2 separate regions of the Homo sapiens genome follow, and region 2 is linked to region 1. A link is a contact called in ENCODE Hi-C or POLR2A ChIA-PET data. All regions are on one chromosome and are shown on one strand. Each heading gives the region's core, a stretch centred on a gene start or an enhancer-like site at or near the end of the contact. The rest is flanking DNA. Distances are from core to core; before and after follow the strand shown. Region 1 overlaps SYNE2 (spectrin repeat containing nuclear envelope protein 2). Region 2 overlaps SYNE2 (spectrin repeat containing nuclear envelope protein 2).

Evidence for each region. Hi-C counts contacts between places; a loop is a spot of excess contacts on that map. ChIA-PET counts read pairs that join two places held with the same protein, here RNA polymerase II (POLR2A). Pooled maps may share reads with other maps.
Region 2: a loop to region 1 is called in a map of heart right ventricle, with 2.4 times the contacts of the local background. The contact joins two enhancer-like sites. A Hi-C loop is called at or near these places in 7 of 168 maps with a recorded cell type or tissue (B cell, GM12878, Right ventricle myocardium inferior and 3 more), 13 of 37 single-sample maps with no recorded cell type and 14 of 50 pooled maps. POLR2A ChIA-PET finds 5 or more read pairs at or near these places in 8 of 52 experiments (AG04449, B cell, GM12878 and 5 more).

The regions. Positions count from the first base shown.
Region 1 is chr14:64,183,413-64,189,534 of GRCh38, forward strand. SYNE2 (spectrin repeat containing nuclear envelope protein 2) reads left to right here. Exons shown (of 116, transcript NM_182914.3): 97 at 3,012-3,167; 98 at 5,138-5,296. Among named protein-coding and RNA genes, the nearest start is that of MIR548H1, 91 kb to the left of the region's middle. RefSeq lists an enhancer at 2,749-3,540. Within about 2 kb of position 2,884, at least 2 of the 41 ENCODE cell types and tissues checked have a DNase peak (open chromatin) inside an H3K27ac peak, as active enhancers do.
Region 2 is chr14:64,216,690-64,222,811 of GRCh38, forward strand. SYNE2 (spectrin repeat containing nuclear envelope protein 2) reads left to right here. Exons shown (of 116, transcript NM_182914.3): 109 at 1,709-1,823; 110 at 2,519-2,721; 111 at 3,748-3,948; 112 at 4,887-5,015. Among named protein-coding and RNA genes, the nearest start is that of ESR2, 75 kb to the right of the region's middle. Within about 2 kb of position 3,927, at least 11 of the 41 ENCODE cell types and tissues checked have a DNase peak (open chromatin) inside an H3K27ac peak, as active enhancers do.

The sequences.
Region 1 (6,122 bases), core at 1,634-4,133:
GCGCTCCTCACTTCCCAGACTGGGCAGCCAGGCAGAGGGGCTCCTCACATCCCAGACGATGGGCGGCCAGGCAGAGACGCTCCTCACTTCCCAGACAGGGTGGCGGCCGGGCAGAGGCTGCAGTCTCGGCACTTTGGGAGGCCAAGGCAGGCGGCTGGGAGGTGGAGGTTGTAGCGAGCCGAGATCACGCCACTGCACTCCAGCCTGGGCAACATTGAGCACTGAGTGAACGAGACTCCGTCTGCAATCCCGGCACCTCGGGAGGCCGAGGCTGGCAGATCACTCGTGGTTAGGAGCTGGAGACCAGCCTGGCCAACACAGCGAAACTCCGTCTCCACCAAAAAAATACGAAAACCAGACAGACGTGGTGGCGTGCGCCTGCAATCCCAGGCACTCGGCAGGCTGAGGCAGGAGAATCAGGCAGGGAGGTTGCAGTGAGGCCAGATGGCAGCAGTACAGTCCAGCTTTGGCTCAGCATCAGAGGGAGACCGTGGAAAGAAGGGAGAGGGGGCTCGGCATCAGAGGGAGACGTGGAAAGAAGGGAGAGGGAGGGGGTGGGGAGGGGGAGGGGAGGGGGAGAGGGAGAGGGAGCAATTTAATTTAAAGACAGGCATGATTGTTGACATTTTTATACAAACTGATCGTCAGCTCTAGTAAACTTCCACAAGAGACCTCATTCTATATATTGTTTGACTCCCTGCTTTTTTCATTTAGTCTTTATGAACATTTTAAAGCTCTCGAGACATACAGCCAAATTGCTTTCCTTTCAGCCGTACATTTTGGTATCTGAAAACTTGCTGTGCAGCAGCACCATGGCAGGTTCTGGGCACTGAATCCGTGAGCAGTGTTGTCATGGTCCCTGCCATGTGTGGAGCTAATGGTCCAGTCTGCCAGAGAGCCACACTGTATGCATAGGGGTGTGTGTGTGTGTGTGTGTGTGTGTGTGTGTGTATGTGTATGAACATGGTGAGTGTTAGAGGGGAAAAGGGCAGGGCAGTGAGAGTAAAACAGGAGTCTCAACCTTATCCAGTGACTGTACACTTTCCGATTGTCAATATTGTAAGTATTCAAACCAAACTGATTGAAACCTGGCCGGGCATAACTCGGTGGCCGAGCCAGCACCTCTGAGCAGGGCACTGGACAGGCTGAGCTTCCTGCCACCTGACTGGGAAACTCTGTTTGAAGCTCAGAGGTTTCCAGATCTCCAATTTCAAGTCAGTAAGTGGTACACCTCAGCTGGCAGGTGGCCCCCTTTATGTTATGTAGCTTTCCAAAGTGTTCCACTGTGGAATCTGCTGTCATCTACTGGAACCAATCGTGAGACCAAAAGTAGGTAATAAAAATGTTAAATACCTAATGATTTATCTTCTGAGAAAGGTGTTAATTCCTCAATCTTCATGCAACCTTTAAAAAGAATTCTCTGGGCCATTTTATTAAACATAAATTCTTGTTGGTAAGTTATGAAATCATGCCAGTGTAGCTTTTAGAACTCTGAAAATCAATCAGAATTAACATATTGTTAGGGCCTTTCACACTTATCCCTGATTTTAGGCATAGTATCAGCAGGGCATGGTGGCTCGCCCTTGTCATCCCCACACTTCAGGGGGCTGAGGCAAGGGGATCACTTGAGCTGGGGAGTTTGAGACCAGCCTGGGCAAAATGGTGAGACTTCCATCTCTACAAAAAGATATAAAAATTAGCCAGTTGTGGTGGTGCGTGCCTATAGTCTCAGCTACTCTGGAGGCTGAAGCATGAGGATCACTTGAGCCCAAGAGGTCAGTCGAGGCTGCAGTAAGCCATGATCATGCCACTGTAGTCTAGCATGGGAAACAGGGTGAGACCCTGTCTCTTAAAAAAAAAATAAAAATTAAAAAGGCATAGTATCTTATTTCAGATTTCATTTGACAGATAGGAGTGAAGACCCTTAAAATGTGCCAAGTCATGAAGAATTGTAAGCACAATAAAAATCTGGTAGACTCTTGAGTGTTCTGGTTGTTTCCTTTTACCTTCCCTGCTGTGAAAGTAAATCTCTTGAGTAAATCCTAGATTTCAGAAGGTTTCAATTTGACAGATGCTTCTTTTTTTTTTCTTTTTCTTTTTCTTTTTCTTTTTTTTTTTTTTTTTTTGAGGTGGAGTCTCACTCTGTCAGCCAGGCTAGAATGCAGTGGTGCGATCTTGTCTCACTGCAACCTCCGCCTCCTGGGTTCAAGCAATTCTCCTGCCTCAGCCTCCCAAGTAGCTAGGATTACAGGCGCGCGCCACCGCACCCAGCTAATTTTTGTATTTTTAGTAGAGATGGGGTTTCATCATGTTGGCCAGGCTGGTCTTGAACTCCTGACCTCAGGTGATCCGTCCACCTTGGGCTTCCAAAGTGCTGGGATTACAGGTGTGAGCCACTGAGCCCAGCCAATGCTGCATTTTAAAAGATAGATGTTTCCATGGCCAGAAAAATATCTGCTAACTAATCTTTGCCAATTAGAAAAGTTTATTTTTTCTTCCGTTATACTTACTCATTATTTTCAAAAGTTAACCAAAAATAATTCCCTGTGAACAGAAGTTGTTGCTGTTACGTGATTGCCACAATAGCAGCAATGCATTTCTTAGGGTTTTTTTAAATGGAAAATCACACTTTATCTGAAATGTAGTTTCAGGATTAAAAATTGTATGTGTGCATGTGTGTGTGTGTGTAAAGATTATTAGACTCCAAATACACTTTCCTCTAAATGAAGACCTATGTGACTTTAAAATAGAATAAATTCTATCAAAATCAGAGCTACCTGAGGAAATGAAAATAAAGGTAGAACAGAGTTTTCCTTTGATAAGAAGGTGGTGGAGAACTGGCCAACCACAACTGCAGGCGCTCGTCTTGGGCTGTTTCCCATTCAGAAGGTCCCTCCCTCTCTCCTGGCCTCCCCTCCCCCAGAGTCTAATCAAAGGATTAGCCTACAGGTTTGGAAACAACAGCCGCTTGAGTTGAAGGCTTTTTACCCCCTTCTTGTGATTAAATGCAGGAACTAGAACAGTCTTTGGCTAGCTGGACTCAGAACTTGAAAGAACTTCAAACTATGAAGGCGGACTTAACCCGGCACGTTCTCGTGGAAGATGTGATGGTTTTGAAGGAGCAAATAGAGCATTTGCACAGACAATGGGAGGACCTCTGCTTAAGGGTAAGTCAGCTCACTGCAGGGCACGGCTGTTTGGGAGTGGATTGAAATGTCTCTGAAGGCCAGACAAAGTAGAAAGGAGCTTAATTTCATTGAACCGGAGGCCCTTTTCAGTGGGACCCCTGGCCCGGCCGCTGCTCCTTTAGAAGGCAGCAACAGGTTTAACAGATTTGACCCTTTTGTTTCTCCAGCACTAAATGCTAGAACTTTGCACGCTTTTAATGAGCTTTTTTAAAAAGTCACTTTAAGTGGAGACAGAAATTGCAATTCTGATCAGATGTGTAGACTGCTCTCTGGCTTGTGTAGGTGGCAAGTCCTAATCAGTGTATCAGAAGCTGGACCCAGTGAAGAGGTCCTTTACTGGGGAGTCTCTTCTGGGCCTAACAGCAGGAGTCTTACTTCATGCCCACCAGGCATGGGAGCATTTCATATGAGTACTCTGCATTCACAGGAACCTGATGTTTATTTCAAGTAGCTGGTTTCTAAAATCCTGTAAGAGAAATGATCAACTGCTATGTTGTCTCAATGGATCACTTCAACTTATTAAGAATGGGATTGTATTAATAGAGTATTACACGGTATAGGCTTGTGACAGGATCAGTATTGAATTAAGGGGTTCAAATAGTCTTAAAGATCTTTGTTTTAAGAACAGAGAATTCCAACGAAAATAAATTCCTTAATCTCATTTTTGTGAATTAAGAGATGTATTTAAAAAGTTGAAATTCAGACACGTTCTCCTTGATTTTAGTATTTAATATTCACAATGTACCCTAATTTTAAATGTTCTTTTAGAACTTTTCAATTTTTATACAAAAGAAAATGTTTAGAATATATGAAAAGTGTTCTGAAAGTTAAGGTAGACAGGAAGACTGGGGCCCAGATGTTCCTAATTGTTACTATTATGAAATCAATCAGAATGACAATGTGCAAAATGCCAGGATTTTTAAAAGATAAACAGATGCCCCGAGGAATGGAAACACAACACTTGTTTTTCTAGGATAGTTTTTCAAGCCTTTTTAACACGTTTGGCTGGCTAGGATATATAAGCATTCAGTATTTTCTCCTCCGAAAAGAGCAGAGGTTTCTTTATACACAGCAGGAAAATCTCAGAGAATTCACCCTTGGTTTCCTGGTCCATATAGTGGGGTGTCAAAACTTTACCAAAAGAACTCTTAGCCACCCCTTTTAACGCTAAGATTCTGAAGATTCTTAAAACCTGGGAATACTTTTGTACATCTAGTTAGGCTGATTTGCATTATTTAAATTTATATTTAGTGAAATTTAAACCTTTAAGGAGGAGGACCCTTAGCTGATGTCAGTTTAGGGGTTACTTATGCATAATGGGGTATTGGGTATTTTGGGGTCAGCCTGCTTGCTGCAGACCAGCTGTTGATGATACTTTTATGGTTTCCATCCAAAATCCAGTGCATAACGGGCAAGTGGGTTAAATGAGTGATGTACATTGTTTTTGGTTTTGCTTTGTTTTGAAGCATAACACTAAGGACATTTAAACGGCTGTAGTTTTCCTGGTCCATTTGCATTATAAATGTTTGATTGACATTCTATCTGGATTAATAGTTTTTAAGTTAAATAGGACATTGTCCTTATGTTGGTATAAGGATTTGATTCGTTGTTATAAGGGCAAGGATTTGGGTTATATCTTCATCTAGCCTTTCCTGTTTCTAATTTTTACTATAACCAGATAGTAACACACGAGTATTGGATAAAAACAATCCTTCCAATCAGCTACATTTCAGGTACAGTATTTATTTTGTTATTTTTTATGACATTTATCACAGGTGTAAGGAACTTCTGTTGATGCTAAACCCTAGGTTTAGAAGAGGCAAAACCAGACAAGGTTGAGTGCGGAGAGCTACTGATTAAAATGAATGAAACTCAGTTTTTTTGAGGGAGAGAAGGGGGTGCTTTCCTTCCTGGCTATACTCAGCTGCCAAATGTATTTTCATTTGCAGGTGGCCATACGTAAACAGGAGATTGAAGACAGACTCAATACATGGGTTGTATTCAATGAAAAAAATAAAGAGTTGTGTGCCTGGCTGGTGCAGATGGAAAACAAAGTTCTACAGACAGCGGACATTAGTATTGAAGAAATGATTGAAAAGTTACAGAAGGTAAGGGAGGACACCCAGGTGGATGTAGTTATGACTACCATGGAATTGTCGGCCCTCCTCACTCCTAAGCCCAAACAGGGGCAATGTTACGGGTGTTTCCAGTAGCATTTTAGAAATTTGAAGGGACTTCACTATTTTCGATCCTTTTGAGAGAACAGTTGGAAGAGAGGAGGTTCCAGAGAGATGGGAGTGTGAGACCATTGTCAGTGGGCATGGTACCGAGGAGAGTTGCTTTCTCTCCATTAGAAAGTTTCACCAGGGAAGGGGCTTACATATCCTTACATGTCAGCTGATACCCCAAGTGAGTTAGGGTTTCTCTAGTTGTTATTAAGAAGCTCCCCTTGGCCTGGCGTGGTGGCTCATTGCTGTAATCCTAGCACTTTGGGAGGCCAAGGCGGGTGGATCACCTGAGGTCAAGAGTTCAAGACCAGCCTGGCTGACATGGTGAAACCTCGTCTCTACTAAAAATACAAAAATTAGCCTGGTGTGGTGGTGGGCACCTGTAATCCCAGCTACTTGGGAGGCTGAGGCAGGAGGATTGCTTGAACCTGGGAGGTGGAGGTTGCAGTGAGCCGAGATGGTGCCATTGCACACCAGCCTGGGCAACAGAGCAAAAATTCCATCTCAAAAAAAAAAAAGAAGCTCCCCTTGTTAAAGGGGAGAGGCCAACAGCAGTGAGGCTCATAATTTTGAAATGATCAGTGGTCTCCACAGGGAAAAGTAATAACATTCTTGCTGTAGTCACCTAAAACACCACCCAGTCAAACCTCTGGAAAACTGTAACTGATAGCAGCCTAATTAGTTATGCTCAGTTGTCCTCAGCTCC
Region 2 (6,122 bases), core at 2,677-5,176, 34 kb after region 1:
CTTTCCTGACTGCTCCTGAGCTCTCAAGCCTTTGTCTTTTTGTTGTTGTTGTGGAGACGGAGTCTCATTCTGTCACCCAGGCTGGAGTGCACTGGCACGATCTTGACTTACTGCAATCTCTGCCTCCTGGGTTCAAGTGATTTTCCTGCCTCAGCCTCCCAAGTAGCTGCGATTACAGGTGTGCACCACCATGCCTGGCTAATTTTTGTATTTTTAGTAGAGATGGGGGTTTCACCATGTTGGCCAGGCTGGTCTTGAACTCCTGACCTCAAGTGATCCACCTGCCTCAGCCTCCCAAAGCGCTGGGATTACAGGCATGGTCCACTGCATCCAACCTTCAAGCCTTTGTTATGTTAACCTTTTGTCCATACATCCTATTCCAAAAAATCATTGATGGTGTGCTGCAGTGGACACGGATTTGATTCCTAGCCCTGCCAATCCATTGCCATGGTACCTGAGGCACTTCGCCTTGCTTCTGTAAGCCTTTCTCACCTGAGGCTAAAGCTATTTCACCTAGTAGTTGTTAAGATTATTGTGTATAAAGGTAAAAGAAGGTCCTCAGAAGTAATGGTCGTGATTATTATTCCTGTATTGGTCGTGATTATTATTCCTGTATTGGTTTGTTGTTTATAGCAATGGCTGTTTCTTCTTAGTTACATTTCCCTCAGCTGCCTTGAGTTCTTGGCATGCTCTGGCTAGGCAGCTCCTGGGAGGGCAGCCTAGGGCAGCAGCGAGAGAAATTAAGGAGAGAATATTGTTACATCATTGGAGGAGATTCTGCCTTTGCATGCTCAAATCCAAGTCAGCTGATAATGGGCTGTTTGTGTCCAATTCAGAAACACTTCCTCTTGCTTAACAAGCAGGTGTCATTTTTAAAAAGAATAATAAGACAGGGGAAAGACCGCAGTCCCTGACCTCTGCTTTACATCCTTGGCTCATGTGGCTTGGCTATCCCTTCCTGTGATGACGCCTGTGTTCCTCACCTGGCCGGTTTCAAAATCTCAACCCTTTTGTTGTGTCTGAAGCCAGATGTATCACCACAAATCTGAAGGTTTTTTTTTTATTATTTTCATTCTGCACAAATAGGCCATACAGACAGAAGAAAGACAAAGAAAGCAGGGCTTTTCTAAAAGGGACACATTTATTTTTGGAGAGGCCCGAGATAACAGCCCAATCGGCTGTGTGATAACAGAAGAGTCAGTATGTGCGGTGAAAGATAAACACTTGGTAACGAATGCCCCTGGGAGGCAGATTCATCCTCTGTGCATTTCTGATTCTGTGATAATGATGCCAACCACCTCTACAGAGTGACAGGGATAACTAAAATTCTGTAAAACACTATGAAAATTCAAAGTGCTAACGCAGTAACCGTCTGGTAAGCTCAACAAATTGTTCTGATTTGTTTCGTGTGGATCATTTGAGGGGTGTTTGGAAGCATGCCAATTGAAACAGACCCTTTTCTTCCCATCACTGACATCTCATCTGCTTCCCTCTCCCTGGGCCTTAGCTGAGGCTTTATTTCTGCCATCAGCTTTGCCAGCTTATAAATGCTACCTAGACACTAAAGCACCACTGTATTCCTAGCAAGATACCCTTCAAAGGAAAGGGGCCCATCTCATTTCTTCACTGTTAATATGAAATGAATCCAGTTGTTCTTCAGATATCCTTCATATCTACAGATGGTAACTTAAAAACTGGCTCATTCTAGGGAAAGCTACTATTACCTCCAGGCACGGATGGTGGCAAAGAAGGCCCGCGAGTCCTGAATGGCAACCCACAGCAGGAAGACGGGGGACTGGCCGGTATCACAGAGCAGCAGTCAGGTACTGCCTGTAACTGGCAGTCGTCCAGAGAGGCAGAGTATGGTATTTAAGTCCTTGCTCAAGAGAACATTCATTAGATATTAACCAACTATACGATTCGCCAGAACTGGGGGACTTACCCTACAACAACCAATGTTATTTTTAAATCAGCGATTGGCATTCACGAACAAATTCCTAGGCTGTTCAGTGTAATTTGAAAACTATTCTTTAAATGTTGGTAAAATAAGCCTCCTGAGGAAGTGCAGGTTTTCACTTTCTATATTTGTGTGTAAAGATCAGACTTGAGGATGATGATCAGTGTTATCTCAAGTGTCTCTTCATTCGACCAGCCCAGTAATTATAAAAGTAATTACTCAACTAAATCTAAAGCTGACAGCATCGACCTGGTCATTTGTGGACCAAAGGAGAAAACTGAAAAAATTCAGCAGGAACTGAACTGTTGAGCTTGAAACTGTAGCACATAGACCTTCCACTTCATTCCAGCCTCTGTGGGAGTGTACGCCTCAGATCATGTGCTATTCCACATTCCAGGAGAAGAGAGAACTCCCAAAACCAGACCCTTCTGTCAGGGGAATCCCCTACAGTTTTTTTGTTTTTTTTTTTTTTTTTTTTAACCACCCTGACCCCTAATTAGCTGGAGGCAGAGAAATCTGTTGCATTATTGCTTTTTTTAATTGGCGATTTTTTAATTCCAGGTGCCTTCGACAGATGGGAGATGATTCAAGCACAGGAGCTTCACAATAAGCTCAAAATAAAACAAAATTTGCAACAGCTGAACTCTGATATCAGCGCCATCACTACTTGGCTGAAAAAAACTGAAGCAGAGCTGGAAATGTTAAAGATGGCAAAGCCTCCCTCTGATATCCAGGAAATAGAACTGAGAGTGAAGAGACTGCAGGTGAGTTAGAGGTGTGGTGGGGAAGAGGGATTCAGAATGTGCATGTGAACGCATTGCTATGCTGGACGAGCAGATCCCATGTATTCGTGGCATAGGCGCAGCTTGCAGATGGTGTATGTAGAGGTCACTCTCTTCCATTTCAGTTCCATAGTTGGCAAGGACATAGATGCAGATTTTTGTTTTCACATGGAAGAGTATCTGCAAATGATCCTGATCCCAGAGTACTGGGGAGGTGTGGCTCAGATCTCCAGAGATGGAAAAATCTGACATCCGAGGCATTTCTAGACTTTTCTGGAGGTGCTAGTGGACACTGTCAGGCAGTGTAAAACCACTCTTCCAAACTGTATGCTGCACAGTTACACGAAAGACTAGTGGTGGAATCTTCCTTGAAAGGGCTTGGGAAAGGACCGGCTCACCTACTGATGAATCCCGTGGCCTGACCTCATTACCCTTTTATGCAATTAGGATGTGTCACTTACATAAGTCCTGACCCCACTGGAACTAGCCCAGGGAGCTGCAAAGGGACAGTTTGAGCCCTGCGCTTTAAGGGTGCCATGAGCAGTAGCCTGAGACCCAGGGCAGGGGTTTTGGAGGATCCAGGTACCTTTCATATTTGTACTTTTATTTTACTATCTGTGTTAATATATTAGGGGTTACCATTCCTCCTAAGGAATAACATTTCTGGCATTTCTAGGAGCAAATGCAGAATAACCACATATACTTTATCTGGAAGACCTTTAGTCGGTCCAGAAACATTAAGCCAGTTGCAGAGCGGGGCCTGTAGAGGTCAGCAGGGTCTCCTCCCTCCAGCAGGCCTCTACTTTGGGGCCCTGTTGGCCAAGTTCACAGACCTTAAGGCAGCTCCCTCACCTGATGCTTTCCAGCCAGTCCCAGGCGAGGTCACTCTCATTTCTGTGGCCGCAGCTTGGAAAAGTGTGTGGAAAATTTGTTCCCTACTGAGGTTCAAAATGAGCCCCTCCTCCCTACTTTCAGAGCTCCTAACCTCATCTTTTCTCTCTCTGGTAGGAGATACTGAAAGCCTTTGACACTTACAAGGCATTAGTGGTCTCTGTCAACGTGAGCAGCAAGGAATTTCTGCAAACCGAGAGCCCCGAATCCACAGAGCTCCAAAGTAGACTCCGCCAGCTGAGCCTGCTCTGGGAAGCAGCACAGGGCGCAGTGGACAGCTGGAGAGGGGGCTTACGACAGTCGCTCATGCAGTGCCAGGTACGCTGACTCAGCAGCCCGCCTCCCAGAGCCGGTACCCAGGCCCACGTGGTAGGAGCAGCAGATATTTTTATCATCATCAGGCTGCTTCCGTGCAGCCAAATGTGGCTGGTGTCAGGAAACATGTGCTTTACCATTTGTTTCCACAGAGGCTCACCGGCCATCTCAGAGACCTACTCCCTGTCCCAGGTCTCGTCTCTGTTGCCCAGGCCCAGAGCCACTCCTGGAGTCAGGGTTCCTGCAGGCGACCTGTAGGTTAGAGATGCCACCCCACAACTCCTCTTTTTGTCCTTTTGCCAGAGTGATTAAGAGACCTGGCCTTGAAGCAGAGGAGCAGTTACTGCTTAATAGCCATGTGACTTTGAGCAAAGCATTGAACCTCCTAGACCTCAGTGTTCTCATCTGAAAATGGGAATCATTCCCATTTTCTTTTTAGAAAGAACCTTAAAAAGGTTCTTTTTAGGAGTAAATGAGGCAGTATGTATAATCCTAGCCCAGTACCTGACACAGTAAATGCACAGCGGGTGTGAGCTCTGCACCACTGCCTAGCTCTGGCTGTGTCTCAGGGAACGTGAGCCCACCCCAGCCTGTCCTGTTGGGTTGTTTCCCTCTGCCACTGGAACCCAGCAGAGAACCCAGCAGATTGGCTGAGGAATGCGTGTGGCCTTCATATATAAAATCAGCTGGGCATCCCAAAGCCCTACCTTCATAGTGGCACTTTTATTCGCGGCCTCCTGGCACTGTGCTGAGTGTCTTCCTTCTTTCCTCTTCCTCATTTTGGGGCCCTGGCATTTAGTTTAAAGCTGGTCCTCGTATTCAGTGGGTAAGGCCAGAAAAGCAAATGACTGTGATGGATTGGAAGCAGTAAGCCATGTTCCTGGCACACCCTCTTCCAGGGCTCTAAGACACGGCCGCGCTCTGATGTGTTGTTTTTTAAGGACTTCCACCAGTTGAGTCAAAATCTGCTGCTGTGGTTAGCGAGTGCCAAGAACCGGAGGCAGAAGGCTCATGTCACCGATCCAAAGGCAGACCCCCGGGCTCTCCTAGAGTGTCGGAGGGAACTAATGGTAAGTTTCCTCCCAAGGGCTCTGTACTGCCACCAGCCTCTGTCAGCCCCAGAGAGGCAGCACACTCAGGTAGCCTCGCCTAGTATTTCAGGAACTGTGCCAGTGGTGTTTGCCTGTAAATGCACGAGTTCAGCCCTAGTGTTCCTCCAGTTGGTGTTTACCGAGCTGCCCTTTGTAGTTCTGAAGCCAAATGACTTGCAGGAATGGAGAGCCACAGTCCACAGAACTGAGGACATAGGTGCTCTCGATATCCTGAGGAACTTAAGGCCATTTGAGTGGAAGTATTTTTCTCTCGTGAATCCTGCTCATTGGGGAGAAATATGGTGCTCATTTGCTTCACACCTGTGATGAGCTGAATGGGTTTTCTGTATCCACTATGGAAAAATCTTTCTTCTTGGAGGAGAGTCGTGTCCTGGTGTATTTGTCACTAACACACCAAGATGAGATTTCTGTATTCTCACTGGTGCTCAAGGTGACATTTTCATCCATAAATCTGTATGTGGTTTAAATATTTTAAATTTTAATCAGAGTGCTAGCCATTGTTTAAAAATACAGCTTCCTAAAATGTTTGCAAAGCAAAGCAGTGGCGTCCAGTAGAACTTTCTGAAGTGATAGAGATGACCTGTGTCTGCACTGTCTAATAACCTCATGTGGCTTAAAGCACCTGAAATGTGGCTATTATGACTGAAACTGAATTTTTAATTTTAGTTAATTTAAATAGCCACATGTAGGCCGGGCACGGTGGCTCCCAGCACTTTGGGAGCCTGAGACGGGCGGATCGCCTGAGGTCAGGAGTTCAAGACCAGTCTGGCCAACATGGTGAAACCCTGTCTCTACTAAAAATACAAAATAAAATAAAAATACAAGAAAAATTAGCTGGGCATGGTGGCAGGCGCCTGTAATCCCAGCTACCTGGGAGGCTGAGGCACGAGAATCGCTTGAACCCAGGAGGCGGAGGTTGCAGTGAGCCCAGATCGTGCCACTGTACTCCACCCTGGGCGACAGAGTGAGACTCCACCTCAAAAAAATAAATAAATGAATAGCCACATGTGTCTAGTGGCCATATTGCAAGCAAGATAACCACCCTTAACAATTAAAGCCCGTTTG